Linked DNA regions of Homo sapiens: regions 2 and 3 are each linked to region 1. The links are chromatin contacts, found by Hi-C or POLR2A ChIA-PET in ENCODE. All regions are on one chromosome and are shown on one strand. Each heading gives the region's core, a stretch centred on a gene start or an enhancer-like site at or near the end of the contact. The rest is flanking DNA. Distances are from core to core; before and after follow the strand shown. Region 1 overlaps SLC8A1 (solute carrier family 8 member A1). Region 2 holds the start of SLC8A1 (solute carrier family 8 member A1). Region 3 overlaps SLC8A1 (solute carrier family 8 member A1).

Region 1 (2,924 bases), core at 167-2,666:
CAATTGCATCTGTATTGGCAGACCATGTAGATACAGCATTTGTAAATTGCAAGCTATGGAGTACACTGAATACCATATTAAGGAGTTAGTGAAAATGAAAAGAACTTTAAACCCTAGCCTTTTAGATAGATTTCTGCTTTTAAAGATTATCTCTGGATTGCAAAAACAGACATGAATATTGATAGTGTAAACCTGACTAAAATATGACTCTAAAATATGAATGTCTGCCATTATAAAAGAATCTAATGATAAAACCTGAGGAAATAAACACTAAAAAAAAAAAAAAAAAAAAAAGGTTGTTTTCTCTTCCTTAAAAGTCCTGAAATTTAATTTTACCATTCTGTCACAGGATAAAACATCTGTCCTAATGGAAAAGTAACAAAAACCCATTTTCTGAAAAGCCCCACAGATAATTTTTCACATGAGTACATGGAAATATCTATTCCATTTTTGGATAACTATTCTTTCTTGATGTAAAACACTGGTGGTCAAAATATACAAATATCACATTTGCCTTCAATCATAAAACTCTGATAAGCACACAAATTGCAATACCATCATGCTAAATTAACTAATTCATTTATTAATCATTTTCTTTGAAAGCAGAGTGACATTCAGGCACTGGGAATGCTGAAATAAAAGATTGAATCCCTGCCTTCTGGGGTCTTACACTTCAGCAAAGAGGTCACACATCAATAATTAATATATGATGTCACAGATATAAATACAGAAATGAAGTAAAAAGAGACAATGAATCCAGACCAAAAGTTTCAAGAAAGGCTCCTAAGAAGAGGTGACATCTGAATGGAGTCTTTGAAGACCCTGTAACAATAGCCAGGCAAAGGTGCTCTAGGCAGGAAGAATGTTTTGTGCAAAAGCAGAGGTGGGTAAAACATGACTTCAGTTCTCTCAAATAGAATTAATCAATCTCTTTATACAGTAACTCAGCACGTTGTCTGTACTTCTGTTAGCATGAATAGAATGAATTTTTATTGCTTATCTTTCCTGGTGGACTGTAGCCTACTAGAAGCAGGCTGATACATCTTTGTACCTCCCATTTGTCTTGCACTTATAACTTGCCTGCTTAGTTTTGATGGAATGAGCCAATGAATGACAGTAAGATTTCACAAGAGTCACCTGTGAAACATACTTCACCAAAGCACCCATGGTAGCACTTATTAACAAACGGAGTTTACCAGGGATGGGGCAGAAGAAAGTCTTAGCTTTTCAAAGAATTTCATTCCTGAGACATTTTTGTGGTCATGTATTTAAAAAAAAAGGGTTGGGGGGGTGCTCTGAGAAATGTGCTCTCAGATGGCACAGCTGGAATGAGAGAAATGGGAACTGTTTTCCATTTTACATAGTTTCTGGAAAGGGCAATAAGAACAAAAAAAGCAACACTGTTGGTCAGCATTCTCAGTGCCTGAGTTGAAAGGTGCTATAAACAGAGAAAAGTCTCATAGGCCAACTCTATGCAGGCTATGTGCCAAGAATAGCTACAAAGTGGCAAGTTAAATCAGCCAGGGCTTGTGAGCTGTCTCAGGACTTGAGTCCCAACTTGCACTCGTGAAAGTTATGCTGCAAAGGGAGCTACCTTTCCCCAGCACTGCCTGGGGCCTTGGCAAGTCTAATGGAGAATGAGTTTGATTTCAAGCCCTGCTCCCTTCAGGCAACTTACAAAGAAAAGCTGTTAAGTCTGTGGAGCTGGGAATGTCTGGAAAGAGTGAAGACCCATCATTTAAAACTGATTTCTTTTTAAGGAAGTAGAGCAGAGAGCAGTGATTACTTCAACACCCATTCTCAGGGGAATTTCTGTAAGCCGGAATCAGCTAATGATGGTTAATAAAGGTAAATGTTCCCTGATTCTCAGGAAGTGATTCTTCATCCTGGGGCTTTTTGAAGACTCTGTCTTCACTTGAATTTTGGGTGGAATAAAGCCCTCCTGGATTTATCCTAATCTAATACTCAAAGTTGGTAGTTCACAGGAGTCTGTTTATTCTTCTAGAAAAGTATAACAGTGGATTAGCTACTGGCTTCTATCCCTTCAGCACAGCTCCCCCACACAAGAGCGTACCTTTAATGACTGATGCTGGTGTATCAAATTGTGTCCTCTCCTTCTAATAACAAAATAATGAAATACAGTAAAATGCCACTTTTTCTGACTTTTTTTTTCTTCTAGGACATGTATGTTTCTTACCTCATTCAGAGGCATGCTGGGAAATTTAACTAAATCTGAAAGAAAAACATTCTGTAAATCCTTAAGACTGGATTAGTAATAAGGAGTAATTTCTGATCTGGAATAAAATCCAGAATTCAGCTTGCTCACCCCAGACACAAAACACAATAAAAAGAATGGTTGTTACAGTTACTAAACGAAGGATCTTTTCACACTCAGCAAGGGTAAAGACTGTCTCTTCTGTATCTCTGTATTACCCAAGACATTGAGCATCCATCTTACTGATACAAAGGATGTCTAGTTTGAAAGTTTGCCTATGTACATTTGTTTACGCACTCAGGCATATACAGACTGCCAACTTTATTATTACCCAAGATTAAAAATAAAAAATAGACCTTGCTCTCAAGAGATTTCCTTTCCGTTAACTGCAATGCTAAGTGAGATGCATCAGTTTCATTTTTGCACGCTCCTTTGCTCCGTTTAGTACCGAAATAAAAACATGACGTAGCTTTTGGGGCCGGGGAGGAATCTCATTCTTGCAGGAAATAATTGCCAGGAATTTTAAAGAGTGTCATCATTTTCTCTGTGTCCAGTCCTGCCCAGTAACAGAGAACAGCTATTAAAAGTATCCAAATGCTGGCTGCAAGGAGAAGTTGAACTCTGAACCACTATAAACCCAATCAGATGCAGACATTCTTCCCATCCCATACCCCGGACTCCCAGTGAATCTTGAAGACCCTGGGGTTAG
Region 2 (2,924 bases), core at 226-2,725, 170 kb after region 1:
TTAAAAAGCTTCTTCCACTACACCTCCCACTGATATCCTTTTTTTCTCTTTTTAGTCTTTACACCTCCAGCAGGACAAAGTTTGTATTGTTATATTCACAACCACTAGTAGCTGACTAGCAGGAGAGAGAGAGAGCGGCTTCAGGAGAGCCAGGTTCGGGGGCTTCAAAAGGATACCTAGCGCAAAGCATGACTTTCCAATGACTGCGTACAACATGCACATTGCTCTCTTCTAAAAATGCTTTGTTAAATTTCATCACCCCTGTTCTCAACTCAACCACTACCACTTTGGAGAGGGAAATACAAATTGCCAGCCCAAGCCATTCATCAAACAGCAACAGAATCCACGGGGTGGTGGGGGGGATAGAGAAGAGGCGGGGGTGATGCAGGGGGTGGATTTAAAGAATCAAGGATGCACACGTACTGTATTTTCAAGAGCATCGCCTGGGCGGATTTGGTTTCTTTGGCCGGCTGTCCAGCTATAAGACCGCCCTCTTCTTCATTAAGGAGGAGCCAAAAAGGATATCTTCACATCTCAGAACACAGACCATTTCCCCCAAGAGCCAGCAAAGCTCCAGAGGCAGAGAATGCAGCTGCAAAGTTCCCTTCCAATCTCTTGGGGAAAGATGCCTGTGTGTGCAGAATCCCCAAAGCACACCACGGCACAGTGCCCAGAGACGTGGACCCCGCAGCCCACTCCCTGCTACCCCCTACATTTCTTCCTCGTCTGTCTCTGCCCCGCCACACCTCCCTCCTCTCCGCAGTCCGTGGTGAATGAGCACCCAACGCCCGCTGGAAAACAGGGGGCTCGGAAATGTGGCCTTGGGGAAAGACCCCAGGGATTACCGGAAGGAGGGATGTCCGCGGAGAAGAGTCCAGTGGGTGGGGACGCCTGGATCCCCAGCAGCTCTGCATTCGGGGTGGACTTAGCTCTTCGCGCCCTGAATCCTCAGAGCCCAGCGCGGTGCAGGGTGCAGCATCTCTCCTTAGCAGCCCTTTCTTCCTCCGGCAGCCTGCACTGGCAGGCAGGCAGGCACCCTCACGCCCAGACGCACCAGCCCGAGCAATTTCACTCTGGGAAGCGCGGACACCCAGAAAAATGTGCAGGCGCGCACACACCACATCACACACACACACACACACACACACACACACACACACACACACACACAAATTTAGAAGCCGCTCGTTTGCCAAAGCAGAGGGAAGTGTAGCCTTATGAGCAGCAAATGGAAAATAGTTCTTGGTCTCTGACTAAATGCCTTCTGCCTGTCCATCATAAGATCCTACCTGGTTTGGGGAGTGTGAATGGATTCTTCCTCCGTTCCTCCACGCTAGTAGAAAATACGGCGCACTCCCTCCTTTTAAACAGCTCCCGATCAGGAAGAGGTCGCTCCCATCTTCTGTGGGAAGCACAAAGCAGGCGGCGGCGGCGGGCTGACTACCGTGCAGCGCCGGCGCGAGCGGGAGCCGCGGCAGCGGGCAGCGGTGCGCGCGGGCGGGAGGCAGGCGCGGAGGCCGGGAGGCTGGGAGGGCCGGGGCCCGGGCGCGCGCGCGCTCCCCCTCCCTCCCGCGCACACTCGCCCGCCCGCCGCCCGCAGCCTCGCACTCGCTCACACGCGCGCTCGGCCCCGCGGCTGCCGGGCGCCCCGGGGCCCCCTGCGCGCCCCTTGGGCTCCCCAGGCGATCGCGTCGGGGCAAAGCCGGCGCGTTTCTGGAGCACCGAGCGGGTGGGGAGCCCTTCCAGCCTCCCAGCCTCTGCCGGCGAGCAGCTTTTTCGATTTCCTGCCGGCTCTCGGCCCCGCAGTGCGTTGTGGCCGCGCGCTAGCGCTGTCTCTCGCACCCAGCCCATCGATGACACGCGCACACAGGCGCTGCAACTTTTCTTTTGAACCCTCTTCTTCTCTTCCGCAGACAGAACCCTGACCCCCAATTCGCCTACCCGTTTCTCACCTCTGACTTTGTTAATCCAACTATCTTTCTTCCCTCACTTCCTGCCCTTCTGCTAAAGGAAGCTTTCTTTTAGCAAAAGGATCTGGGCATATATCAATGATTTTTTTTTTAATCCTCACCCTGTGTTTTTCTACGTATCAGATATGCACAACTATACGTTGGCTACTAGATGCTGACACAAGCAAACAGAGATATTCGGGGGAGGGTGTCCCCCGGCCAAGAACTGGGACAGAGTCTCTGTGTTGGTATTTCCCTCAAAGATGCGTTTCACCTGGGAATAAAGACCCAGAGTCTGTTTCGTGTGAAAGGCGTGCTGGTTTTAAACTACAGTGAGGAGTAAAAGCCGAGCATTAAGGTTGAGTGGGAAAAAACCTAATGCAGCAATCGACGAACCATTCTTTGCCCTTTCCAAGAGAAGCATTATCATTGCCAATAAATCACTTTCCTCATAATTAATAAAGGAACACTGCACCAGGCCTTTCCTCTCTTGACAGCTCATTCATTCTTACAAACCCTTAATGACTTCACGTGGTGAAAGGCTAGACCTACTGTGGAGTTCACTAGCTTCCAAACCTGGCTGCGCATCACACACACCTGGGAATGTAGTCAGATGCTGTAGAATCTGAGGCCGAATCTGATGCAGACTCTCCCGTTGTAGGTCTCAAATGGGGCTCCAAATTAGTATTTTTAAAACACCAGTTGCTATCGGCCACTGGTGTCGTTTGCCAAGGTGTGTGGGGGGGTCAGGAGCAGCTACTTGGGGAAGGTGGGAGAAGGAGGGACCTGCAGAGCACAAGGCAGAAAGTTAGTTTTTTTTCGTGGAGACGTCCCCCCATACTTACAGTGCAACCAGGGCAGTCACCACGACTGATAGATTCTGACTCCAGGAACCTCAGTTTGCCTCCGCAACAAAGAGGGGGCGGAATGGAAGAAATAGCCTCTTCTGCCCCTGTGCCAGTGGCTCTCAACCCT
Region 3 (2,924 bases), core at 163-2,662, 150 kb after region 1:
TACTATTAGCCCATTTGGAGGTTGGATAACTGAGGCTTAGATAGGTTAAGTACTTGCTGAAAGTCATACAGACAGTAAACTCCTCAACTAAGACCCAACCCCTGGTCTTTTTCCAAGACTGATATAACTAACTGCTCCATTATATCATCCCTGATAGTGTGTGAAGTAATCTTTGAGAACTATTGGGGTTGGCTTGGACTAGCCCGTTGGAAAGCCTCTTGGCTTCCATGCAGGGTCAGGAGGGCCTAGTTAGCAAAAGTCTTGTGGAAGGTTTCCAATAGCCTGGCTTTTATCTTATGCATTAGACTCAAACAGACAAGCATCAATAACTGTGATGTAACATGAGGGCTAGCATGTTCCTAGAGACAGCTGCCCTTCAATCTGGTCTTTTAGCAATTGCCTGGCAACCTCTTCCTGCATGCACTGTCAGGGCAATCTCCTGGGCCAGCCAAGAAAAAGCCCTGCCCTTTATCCCTTCCCTAGCCCACATCCCACAATATGTTCTTAGCCAAAAGGTCACCAGATGTCTAAAGGTAGACAGGTCAGTAAAAATCCATCATCATTATCAGAGAAAAAGGAAGGGGGCTTCCGGTGTTAACTAAAAACATTACAATTATATTCAAAAGAGAGCAGTATTATAATTTGTGAACAGTGGACACAGCACACTGATGTAGCTTATTGGCAATGAAGCAATTGGAAAGAACTCTCTGGACTTAAATTTCTTTTTCTTATTAAATTAATACCAAATTCAAATGCCCACGAAGATGTGGAATAGATGTTATCTAAATGTGAGTTCCTTCTTCATCCTTTTGTTTTCTTTCTTTCGGGGTCTTTCCTCTATCATCAGATTCAAAGTAGTTCTACTAAACTCTCCCCATTTTCCCTCAAATATACATTTCCATACAAATTAAGCAGAAAGATAAGAATAGAGACTGTGGATATGTTGATTTGCTGCCTGGCTTTCTTATATTCTGCCTTAATTTACCAATACAAAGTATAGGCTGATTTTTATGGTGGATTCAGATCAACTCGTACAACTGTGAGCAGTACTAACTTAAAATATCCATTACATCATGAAATGAGACTTTAGCACAGTATCAAGAATACCCAAATTATCTTCTGATCACTATTTATTTTAAAACAACACACAACCCATCACCCACAGATTACAGACCCAAATGACACTGACAAAGGATGGTAAAAAGATATCCAGCTGTGAGTAGTCCAGCCAGTTGTGTCGGAGGAAGAGGTCACAGCTACAAGGAATAGAAACCCACATCTACAAGAGATAGATCCAACTGCTTTGTAAAGGAAGAGGGAGAGCTTTTGGAGCAGAGGCCTGAAGAGTGGTTGGCAGCACGGTGACCATTCCCTGCTGGAAGCTATAGCCAGTTTTGACTACCAAGGAGGACGTGACTCAGAGCAAAGGCATATGCTGGCATTCCTAACAGCCCAATATATTGGACAGTCATCCTAATGGCATCCTCTTGATTGGCAGCTGGGGTTATTCCAAGGAACTCCTTGATGGCCTTCATCAGTACTTGGAATTCCCTTCTATGTAATTCTTGCTGACTGAAAGACTCAAAGCTAAGCAATTAATCTGTTTCTAAGGCAACATTAAAGCAACCATAAATCCTTATCCACTACCAAGGCAAGCACTTCCAAATGTTTCTAGACAAAGAGATGATGCCAGAGGATGAAGGCTTTTCTCATCTGACCATCTCACCTAAAGTGAAAATTACTGCCCTGGCTCCAGCCTCAGGCTATCAGACCATGGCCAGATTTCAGGAAAAAAAAAACCTCATTTACACAGAGACCCTCTACTAATACCTAATTTTCCCTTCCAAAGAAAGTTTCCTCTCTGCTGTTTAATACTTTGGGACAGGTGCCGAAGGGGATGGGCTATGAGCGGTCACATCATAGGCTCAAGCCTTTCTCTTAAACTCACAAAACAGAAGTCAGGCCCCTGCCTTATGACCAAAAATACCCGCTGAAATTGTCCAGGAAATGAAGAAACTAGGGTGAAGGTAGGCAATGTGGTCACAAAAGGAAAGATAGACTTAGGATATAAAATAACGAAGTTGTTGAAAACTCATGAGATGCACTGTTGGCCCTTTCCCCTACTTTATTTTTCGAGATAGCACTTATTACTTTTTTGTTTTTGTTTTTGAGACATAGTCTTGCTCCTGTCGCCCAGGCTGGAGTGCAGTGGTATGAACTCGGCTCACTGCAGCCTGTGCCTTCTGGATTCAAGCAATTCTTCTGCCTCAGCCTGCCAAGTAGCTGGGATTATAGGTGCCTGCCAACCATGCTCGGCTATTTTTTTTTTTTTTTTTGTATTTTTAGTAGAGACAGGGTTTCACCATGTTGAACTCCTGACCTTAGGTAATCTGCCTGCCTCAGCCCTAAGTGCTGGGATTACAGGCATGAACCACCACGTCTGGCCAGCTCTTATTACTTCTTACATGCTATCTATTTTATTCAATGGTTCTATTTATTGTCTTTCTCTCTTCAAAAGATGCAACTCTCTAAGGGCAGGGATTTTCATTTCTTTTTTTTCATTGAGGTATTCCCAGTTCCTAGAGCACAGCCTGGCACTTAGAAGATGCACAACATCTGCTTATTGAATGAGTAAAGTAATGCTCACAGGGTCACGTGCTGATTCACCAAATCTCCAGTGGTAAACCAGAATCTGGGAAATGGGCCTAAGCATTTGCAGTTAAAAAATGTTGTCTGTGTGAAATGGTTGCACCCTAACATGAGCAGAGTTCAAAATCAGATTGTAAAGTCAATGTCAGTGTTAGGAAGAGAGGAAACACATGATTCAGACTCATGAGCAAAGACTCTTGGGCTGGAAAGACTGATCTCCAGCATAACGAGAGCACCTGGGCCCTGACATTTTCCCCACAACCTGGGTGTGTGTC

Evidence for each region. Hi-C counts contacts between places; a loop is a spot of excess contacts on that map. ChIA-PET counts read pairs that join two places held with the same protein, here RNA polymerase II (POLR2A). Pooled maps may share reads with other maps.
Region 2: a loop to region 1 is called in a map of ascending aorta, with 7 times the contacts of the local background. The contact joins the promoter of SLC8A1 here to the enhancer-like site in region 1. A Hi-C loop is called at or near these places in 16 of 168 maps with a recorded cell type or tissue (OCI-LY7, PC-9, Right ventricle myocardium inferior and 12 more) and 20 of 50 pooled maps. POLR2A ChIA-PET finds 5 or more read pairs at or near these places in 3 of 52 experiments (AG04450, BJ and endothelial cell of umbilical vein).
Region 3: a loop to region 1 is called in a map of ascending aorta, with 2.5 times the contacts of the local background. The contact joins two enhancer-like sites. A Hi-C loop is called at or near these places in 8 of 168 maps with a recorded cell type or tissue (OCI-LY7, aorta, ascending aorta and 5 more) and 6 of 50 pooled maps. POLR2A ChIA-PET finds 5 or more read pairs at or near these places in 2 of 52 experiments (AG04450 and BJ).

The regions. Positions count from the first base shown.
Region 1 is chr2:40,279,980-40,282,903 of GRCh38, forward strand. All of the region lies in intron 2 of SLC8A1 (solute carrier family 8 member A1), which reads right to left. Among named protein-coding and RNA genes, the nearest start is that of SLC8A1, 170 kb to the right of the region's middle. Within about 2 kb of position 1,417, at least 11 of the 41 ENCODE cell types and tissues checked have a DNase peak (open chromatin) inside an H3K27ac peak, as active enhancers do; they include OCI-LY7, ascending aorta, heart right ventricle and 2 more, where a contact is called at or near this core.
Region 2 is chr2:40,450,615-40,453,538 of GRCh38, forward strand. It overlaps SLC8A1 (solute carrier family 8 member A1), which reads right to left and starts at 1,476. Exons shown (of 11, transcript NM_021097.5): 1 at 1,290-1,476.
Region 3 is chr2:40,433,624-40,436,547 of GRCh38, forward strand. The region is part of intron 1 of SLC8A1 (solute carrier family 8 member A1); the gene reads right to left. Among named protein-coding and RNA genes, the nearest start is that of SLC8A1, 17 kb to the right of the region's middle. RefSeq lists an enhancer at 876-2,075. Within about 2 kb of position 1,413, at least 8 of the 41 ENCODE cell types and tissues checked have a DNase peak (open chromatin) inside an H3K27ac peak, as active enhancers do; they include ascending aorta, where a contact is called at or near this core.